Linked DNA regions of Homo sapiens: region 1 is linked to region 2. Evidence: read pairs that join two places in POLR2A ChIA-PET (ENCODE). Cell type or tissue: Panc1. All regions are shown on one strand. Region 1 overlaps FGGY (FGGY carbohydrate kinase domain containing). Region 2 overlaps FGGY (FGGY carbohydrate kinase domain containing).

Region 1 (4,000 bases), 330 kb before region 2:
TATTTGATTTATTGGGTATTGTCTATCCCTACTAAAATGTAATCTCCAAAAGAGCAAGGATTAAAAAAAAAAGTTTTTCTCTCCATTGTTTTTCCAATACCTAGAAGAGAAAATTCTGCACAGCCTGACCCTAGAAGGGGCTTGATTATTTTCGCTAAGGACTTATGGCTAAGTGAGTGATTGAACTGTGTAACCAACAGGTAGTGATGGAGCCTGAGGGAACTGGTGATTGCATAACTCCTCGCACGCCCCCAAAGCTGACAAAGGCATTCAAATCAAGATTTAAAAGAATACAGTACCTGCCACTCAGAACTCTACTGCAAGCTGGATTATGTCTATGAAGCCCCAGGCTTTGACCCTTGCTCTAAATAGAGCTAAGGATAAAACCAGGTATGCATCTGACCCTCCAGTTCTCAGTTTGGAGGGTTTCTAAGAAACACCATCTCCCCACCCAATATGGCAGATCTTGCTGATTTAAAACACATGCAGAATTGAACCATTTCCCACAATAAGAAGAAAGTGATACACAATCCCTTCCCCAAATATTTGTTTGCTGCCCCATAGCTACGAGTTGACAGTTGTTAGACATGGAACAGGTTACCAAATGAGGTTGCAGAAATCTCTTTCTCTGGAAATTCTTTAGAAGAGCAATGTGCTTTCTCTCTAGCTAGGGAAATTCTCTTGATTCCAAGCTGTTACAATGAGATTACTGGGCTGCTTTCTTCTTCCATTAATAAGAATATAAAAAAGAATTCTTAGGTCACCAGGTCAAGCCCCAGAGGCCTTCTGGGTAGTGTGACTCTGACAGTCATCTTTCTGGGATGGTTTAGATGGTGTGGGGTGAGGGGTTGGGAATGGCGATGTTCCTCAGCTGTGGATGAGCATGATCATAAGGCATTTCCTTGTAAGGCTGGGGAAATAGTAGTGGCTACCTAGCTAGATCAGGTTTAAATGCATGCCACAGTTACTCTTCCAGTTTCTTGTGAGAGGTCTCTGTTTGAAAGATAGAGACGCTGAGTCTTTGTGACTGAAGGCCATGATTGTAATATTGAGCACTCTGTAGGTCTGTTGAGGGGATTCATAACATACATTGAAGAAAATATTTTCCTTGCTCCTACTAGGTTACTCCCGCCATGATTCTTAGAAAGATTTGAGTCTATCCAATTTTTTCTATTCCTACTCTTTTTGCTTGTCATTTTTATATGTGCTTACGTGACACAGAGAGCAAGCATGCTGTGCTTTGTACATAAAAACATTCCATGAACACAATAAGGCATTGAGTGCATTTCCTATCCTATTTTCTATAAAGGTTTACTGGTTTCAAAGTAATTTCAGACTCCACTGATCCCATTCAAAGCCTTTGATTCTTACTTGGGAGGTATCTCTCACTCAGGAAACTGAGGCTCAGAAAGTTGATGGAGTTAGTGCAGGATTACCTGACCTAGAAGTGGTGGAGTTGGCACCAGAAGGAAGTTCTTTGGACACCACATCCTGTGTTTGTTTCTACTCCCAAACTGCCTTGTGGTATGGAGTTTGAGTCATCTATATTTTCTCACCCAAGTCCTCTTTTGACTAACTGCAGACCTGTGTGAGATGGGCTTACCCAAGTCAGACATGCACTTTCTGGGCACAGAAGCCAATTGGGCCACATAGCAAGTAGAAGTTAGGGCTGGGTGATTGATTGATTGGTATCCCACATGGAAAGATTTGAAGCAACTAATTTGCTCTAATATAAACTGCTACTTACTGTGCACTGATGCCAGATGTTGAGCTCATCACACCTTATTTTGCTGAATTCTCATATCATTGGGAGATGCAGGTTTAGGTAATAGTTTTGTACTGCCAAGGAAGCTGCTTATCTGACTTCACAAAGTTATATAACTCGGAAATAGTAGAACCAGATTTCAGACTCAGGTCTTCTGCCCCCAAAGTCGCTGATTTAACTACTATCCAGTGATTTCCAAGCCAAGTTGTAAGGACATTCCAGGCAGAAATAGCCATACCTGTAAATGCTATAGAAACATGAACCAGCAAAGCAAGAGAGGAGTTGCAATGGCTAGAATTGTGTAACTTGCCTTCAGCCACGTAGCCATGGTGGCAGAGCTAGGATTTGAATTCAAGTCTTTGTGACTCATTGTCATGAGGCCATACTGCCTGTCAGGAAATGGGTTTGGTCCTCACACTGTAAGTCTAGATAGATCAGTGTGGTGAAGGCATCTGGGTATTCACTTGGTACTGTGGGTCAAGGTACTACCAGCAGTCACAGATGGGTCAGCAGCAAGTGTTCTCTAGATCACATGTCCTTTCCACAGGATGAGTCTCTTGGGCAACAGGAAATTATCTGATGACAGAGGTGAGCAGTATGGTATAATGGAAAGAAAATAGACACTGAGTTTGAATTCTGGCTCTGCAATCTACTGGCTGTGTGACAAGTGCAAGTTCCTTAACCTCTCTGTGCCTGCTGTTCACCCTTTCCCTCGCCAATCATCCACTTCTTTTATTTTGTTTTATTTTTTTTGAGATGGAGTCTCATTCTGTCGCCCAGGCTGGAGTACAGTTGCATGGTCTTGGGTCACTGCAACCTTTGCCTCCTGGGTTGAAGCAGTTCTCCTGCCTCAGCCTCCCTAGTATTTGGGACTACAGGCACATGGCACCACACCTGGCTAGTTTTTGTATTTTTTAGTAGAGATGGGGTTTCATCGTGTTGGCCAGGCTGGTCTCAAACTCCTGACCTCAAGTGATCTTCCCGTCTTGGCCTCCCAAAGTGTTGGGATTACAGGCGTGAGCCATTGCACCCGGCCCCCACTTGTTTTTCATGAAAAACTAATATTAAATGTTTCTTTTGGAGGGCTTTGTAAGGATTAAATAATATGTATGTCAAACATATGGCACATAGTAGATGTTCAATATATGGCAATGCTTTATTAATATGACTTGAAAAAAATTACTGCTTTTCTTTTTTGGACATTTCTCATAATTATGTGAAGCTCTTGTTTGAGGAACATGTTAAATAGTAAGAAATGGAATTCTAAATTATAAATCTGGTATTTCCAAACAGGAAAAAAATAATTATATATTTTAAGGTGAATTTCACTAAATGAGGATGGACATTTTTGAGTTGACTTTTATGGGATTTAAAAGGTTGTAGTCATGTTTTAAGTTAATAGAAACTGGTCGCTCATGCTTTTTCTATAAAGGAAACCATAGAAACAAAAATAAAAAATAGAATTAATCGATAAATCTATTATTCTACAACTTTAAAAATTATACAAACAAGTGTAAAATCTATATCCTCCTCCTGCAGTTCCACCCTCAGGAGCAACCACTATTAACAATTTGTTGCATATTCTTTTTTTTAAAACCTTACTAATATATCATGGATGTCTTTCCATTTTATCTTTCATAGCTCAACTCGTTTTAAAAGTATTTAACAGCTTGATGTATGATTTATATATCATAAAATCCAGCCATTGTAAATGTATAATGCTGTTATTTTGTAAATTTATACAGTGGTGCAATCATCACCTACTCCAGTTTTAGAACACTTATTACTCCAAAAGTTTCCTTACACCTGTTTGCAGTCAACCCCAAGCCCCAGTCAGAGGCGCTTTCTGTCTTTATAGGTGTTCTTTTTAGAAATTTTATATAAATAGAATCACATAGCGTGCTTTCTTTTATATCTGGCTCTTTTCACTTAGCATAATGTTTTTAAGGATCATCCATGTTGTTACATATATCAGTAGTTCCTTTTTCTTGCTGAGTAGTATTCTGTTATATGGATATACAATACTTTATTTAACAGTTGGTTAAACTATGATGGATATTTGGTTGGTTTTCAGCTTGGGAATATCAATAATGCTGCTATGAATATTCACATACAATTCTTTGTGTTGATGTATGTTTTTATTTTATTTTATTTGGTTTGTTAATATTTTGTATTGAAGTTGCCGGGTTGTGTGGTAAGATGTGGCTGTATTTTACATTTCCATCAGCAATGTAT
Region 2 (4,000 bases):
ACCATCTAGGTTTGTGGAAGTACACTCTATGATGTTTGCATGACAAAATCACCTAACAATGCATTTCTCACAATGTATTCCCATGGTTAAAGGACATTTGACTGTATTGAGGAACTTTTATTTTCAGATTTGTTAATGTTATTGTATAAAAGAGTCATAGAATGAATAGCTTATATTGAAATGAATAATCTTGGAAAATCAGAGTGGTGTGATATTCCCCCTTTTGAGCACATGCTAAGAGGAGGACATGAAGGATGAGGCAAACAGGAGGGACCAAGGGGCACCATCACATAGTGGTAATGACAGTTACCTTTCGTCAGACACGACTGTGTGCCAGGCACCAAAGACGGTGCCTTGCCTACTGGTAGCTTAACACTGTAACCCTGTAAGTAGGTGGGTTTGTTCTCATTTTACAGACAAGGGGAGGACCATTTGCCGAGGTCAAACAGCTAGAGTATGGTAGTTGGAATCTGAACCTTTCTCCATCTCACTCCCAGGCTTCTGCTCTTTCCACTTTACCATGCTGCATTTTCCTTTGATCTGTTTGTAAAAGCTACATGGGTGAAATAAGCTTTCAGATATTCCTAAGAATCGTTTTTACTTAATATATATTAGAAAATATCATTAATTTGGCCAGGATTGTCTCACAGAGGTTCCTTTCCTGGTAAGAGTACTGCAGCAGAAGTCCAGAAATGTATAAATGAGGTTAAACTTAATGCGGGCAGGAGAGGGGAAGAAAAAAAGCCAGCTACATTTTCTCAAGTACCACACACTTGGAAAATCAATCTTGTATTTAATGGGCCGTACATGTATTAAAAGCTATCATATTTATTCTGTCCATTGTCTTAATGACCTTTATAATACCATGAAAGGAAGGCATTTTAAGACAGAGATTTTTTTCAATAAGCCTTTTTTGTGGAGTCAAGTGAATTGTGAGGGGTTCAGTCTGTTTTGCAAATGTATCTGGATGTGCTGATCTTTTAGGCAAAAAAATGTGCATTTTAATGAGGTATTCTGATAACAGATATTTTCCCATAATGTTCAACTTGGGAAAAAAAAATGTTGTTTCATTAGCCCTGAATATTGCCGGAGCACTTATTTGTTGTCGGTCAACTGAAAGTTAAGCAAATTTCTCTCTATATATAGTCATATCTTTGGGTGCTGTTTTGTAGGGGTGAAATGAAATTAAAGAGGATTGTAATCAAGTTAACTTGGGACTGTGCAAAACCCTCCATGAAGTAAAATTCTCTCTTGATCATGCTTAATTGAAAGACCTGTCAACCACCCGGTTTATCCATAGCCTGTTCATCTATAGTTTTCTTTGCAGAACAGACCCTTAAAAGGTACTATTTGCATTTGAAGTCTCTTGATTTGCATTCGGTTCTGTACATTCCCAGTGGAATAGCCTAATTTTAATTTAAATTTCTCTGTGAAAACATTTTTTCCAGAAAGGTGAGCACAAAATCATTTTCACACAAAGCCCTTTGGTGGGGCATTTCAGTAGGGTGGAGTATTACACAGATTGGAGTCTGGGACACCGAAAGGGAAGGTCCTCTAAGGAACCGCCAGACTGAGTGGGAAATTCCAGCCGACAATACCACATGGGGGAGAGACAGGCTGTCTGTCACAGCCCCTCTCGAGGGAGTGCCTCTCATTCGGATCATTTCTTTCCTTTTCCCAGGAAATGTGCTTTGTTTTATTCTTGTCTCAGGCCTGCTAATCGCAAGCCCCTAGGTCCCTGGTTTTAGAAATATCAAAGATACCAGTTTTTCCTGACATTTCCATACAAATTAGGAGACAGCAATTCTCCCATTCCATACAGACTGTATTGCTTAGTCAAATTATATATCTCCTAAGTGGAGAAAACAATATGCAGGTTTCACATTTGCCTTAAGATTAGAGATGCTATTAAAGTGCATAGCAGAGTGCCTAGCATATAGTTGATAACCAGAAGAACTCTCCTTGTATGCACCTTTCGTGAGCTGGACACTTCTACAAGTTTTACCTTTGCTGCCTACAGCAGCAGACTTGTATGGTAGGTATTACTAGATTTCATCAAGCCTAAGACCACATTTTTAATTTTTTTGCATGTTGACATTTCTGACAATCTATAGAATTTTTAACTAAATGAATATGATACTATTATTCCCATGGCAAAAAAAAAAATGGCAATTGAGTTATAGAAAGGTTAAGGTACAAGAAATATGTGAAATGCCTAAATGCCAGCCTGGGTTTTTTGAATTCAAAACTCATGCTCTTAGCTACTACAATTCATGCCGTTAGAGCAGACTGGGGTTGCCCAGAATCCACAGGCATCAAATGATCCATGATGGACTTCAGGCATCTGTAGACCTCCTGAAATTATTTATAGTACTATTTTGTATGTGACTTTTTTTTTCTGGGGAGGTCAGTAGGTTTTGGCATATTCTCAAGGGGGTTCATGACCCCCCAAAAAGCTTAACAAAGAACATCTGGGAATAATCAGCCCTAGTTAGTATGTAGGATCTGGCCTTATATGGCACAACATGTTTGAATTTTTTTAAACACACTACATCTGTAGATTGTTTATGGAGGCCCAGGTTTTACCTAATCCATATTTTTACCAGATTCATGAATAGCTTCAACAAACCCTCAAGACCTCTGGGCTAGAACTGCTGTGCCTTTTGCTCCTGAACTGCCCCTGTCCCTCATGATTTATGCCAAACCAATTAGGATTTCATGTCCTATGGTTCCCAGATCACCCTCTGACCACTCCTGTCCCCAGGTTCCCCCATCCCCTGGGGTGACAGCTCCCCAGACAGCCTTGTCAAAGGAGGCTCCATTTGCCCTCTACCCCCAACCCCCCTAAGACGTGAGGTCAGGGCAGCATCCTGCTGACTTCCAAAACCCTGTTCCTTTTTTTTTTTTGAGATGGAGTGTTGCTCTATTGCCCAGGCTGGAGTGCAATGGTGTGATCTCGGCTCACTGCAAGCTCCACCTCCCAGGTTCACACCATTCTCCTGCCTCAGCCTCCCAAGTAGCTTGCACTACAGGTGCCCGTCACCACGCCCAGCTATTTTTTTGTATTTTTAGTAGAGATGGGGTTTCACCATATTAGCCAGGATGGTCCCGATCTCCTGACCTCATGATCCGCCCGCCTTGGCCTCCCAAAGTGCTGGGATTACAGGCGTGAGCCACCGCGCCCGGCCCAAAACCCTATTCCTTACCTTGGCTAAACTCCGATTCTTCTTGCCCTCAGCTAAAACACCTCCTCTCCCTCACTACATTCCTAGGTTTCAACCTGAACAATACTGTCACACTTTCACTAAAAACCAAGATATTGGCTCATGCCTTCTTCTTGGTGGCTGTGCCATCTGTGGAGACACATTGTCCTCCCAGATCCTTGACTTTCTTATCTCTTCTGACTTCTCTTCCCTCCTTTTTAGCAATTCACTCCCAGGTCTACACTTAGGACTGTGACATCTCCCCAGATTGCTCAATCTCTAAACATTTCAAAGACTTGCTACCCACCAAAAAATCCTCTTCCTCTATTTTTTCTGGAGCCCCTTTCTCAAACATCACCATGTGGCTGCCCCCTTATGGCCACATCACAGTTCATCTTTTTGTTTTTAGTCCTTATCCCAAATAAATTTTGATTTTCGAACTCTAGTTTTTGAACTTTCAAGTAAATTAAGATTTTTCAGATGTTCAACTATCCTATCTAAAACTGAAGAATTCTACATTGAGATTCACTTCCATAACTCTAAGGCAATAATGGTTTTTACTGAGTTTAATGAACTTAGCAAGACAGACATGAGGATAATGCATATTAGGAAGATATTAATGCACAAGAACTGAGACACAAGGCTGAATTGAAAATATGGTGAAGCCCTGAAACAACCAGGGAATGGATTTGGCTCAGAAGTCTCCTTTTAGAGAACCACTACCTGGTTTCAGGCAATAGCAGCGGTAATTTTAGCCCTTAGCCACCCTGAAGCCTTGGATCTCACCTTCTTTATGC

Evidence for each region. Peaks named below come from ENCODE experiments on the same cell type or tissue, not always from the same donor. Only the 100,000 strongest peaks of a DNase experiment are listed, where the experiment ranks them.
Region 1: POLR2A ChIA-PET joins it to region 2 with 5 read pairs; 2 of 35 experiments call an interaction of 5 or more read pairs at or near these places.

What each region holds. Positions count from the first base shown.
Region 1 is chr1:59,331,643-59,335,642 of GRCh38, forward strand. All of the region lies in intron 2 of FGGY (FGGY carbohydrate kinase domain containing), which reads left to right. Among named protein-coding and RNA genes, the nearest start is that of FGGY, 37 kb to the left of the region's middle. In Panc1, no CTCF peak of the experiment used is centred here; a DNase peak (open chromatin) is centred at 1,539.
Region 2 is chr1:59,662,785-59,666,784 of GRCh38, forward strand. All of the region lies in intron 12 of FGGY (FGGY carbohydrate kinase domain containing), which reads left to right. Among named protein-coding and RNA genes, the nearest start is that of MIR4711, 69 kb to the right of the region's middle. In Panc1, no CTCF peak of the experiment used is centred here; no DNase peak of the experiment used is centred here.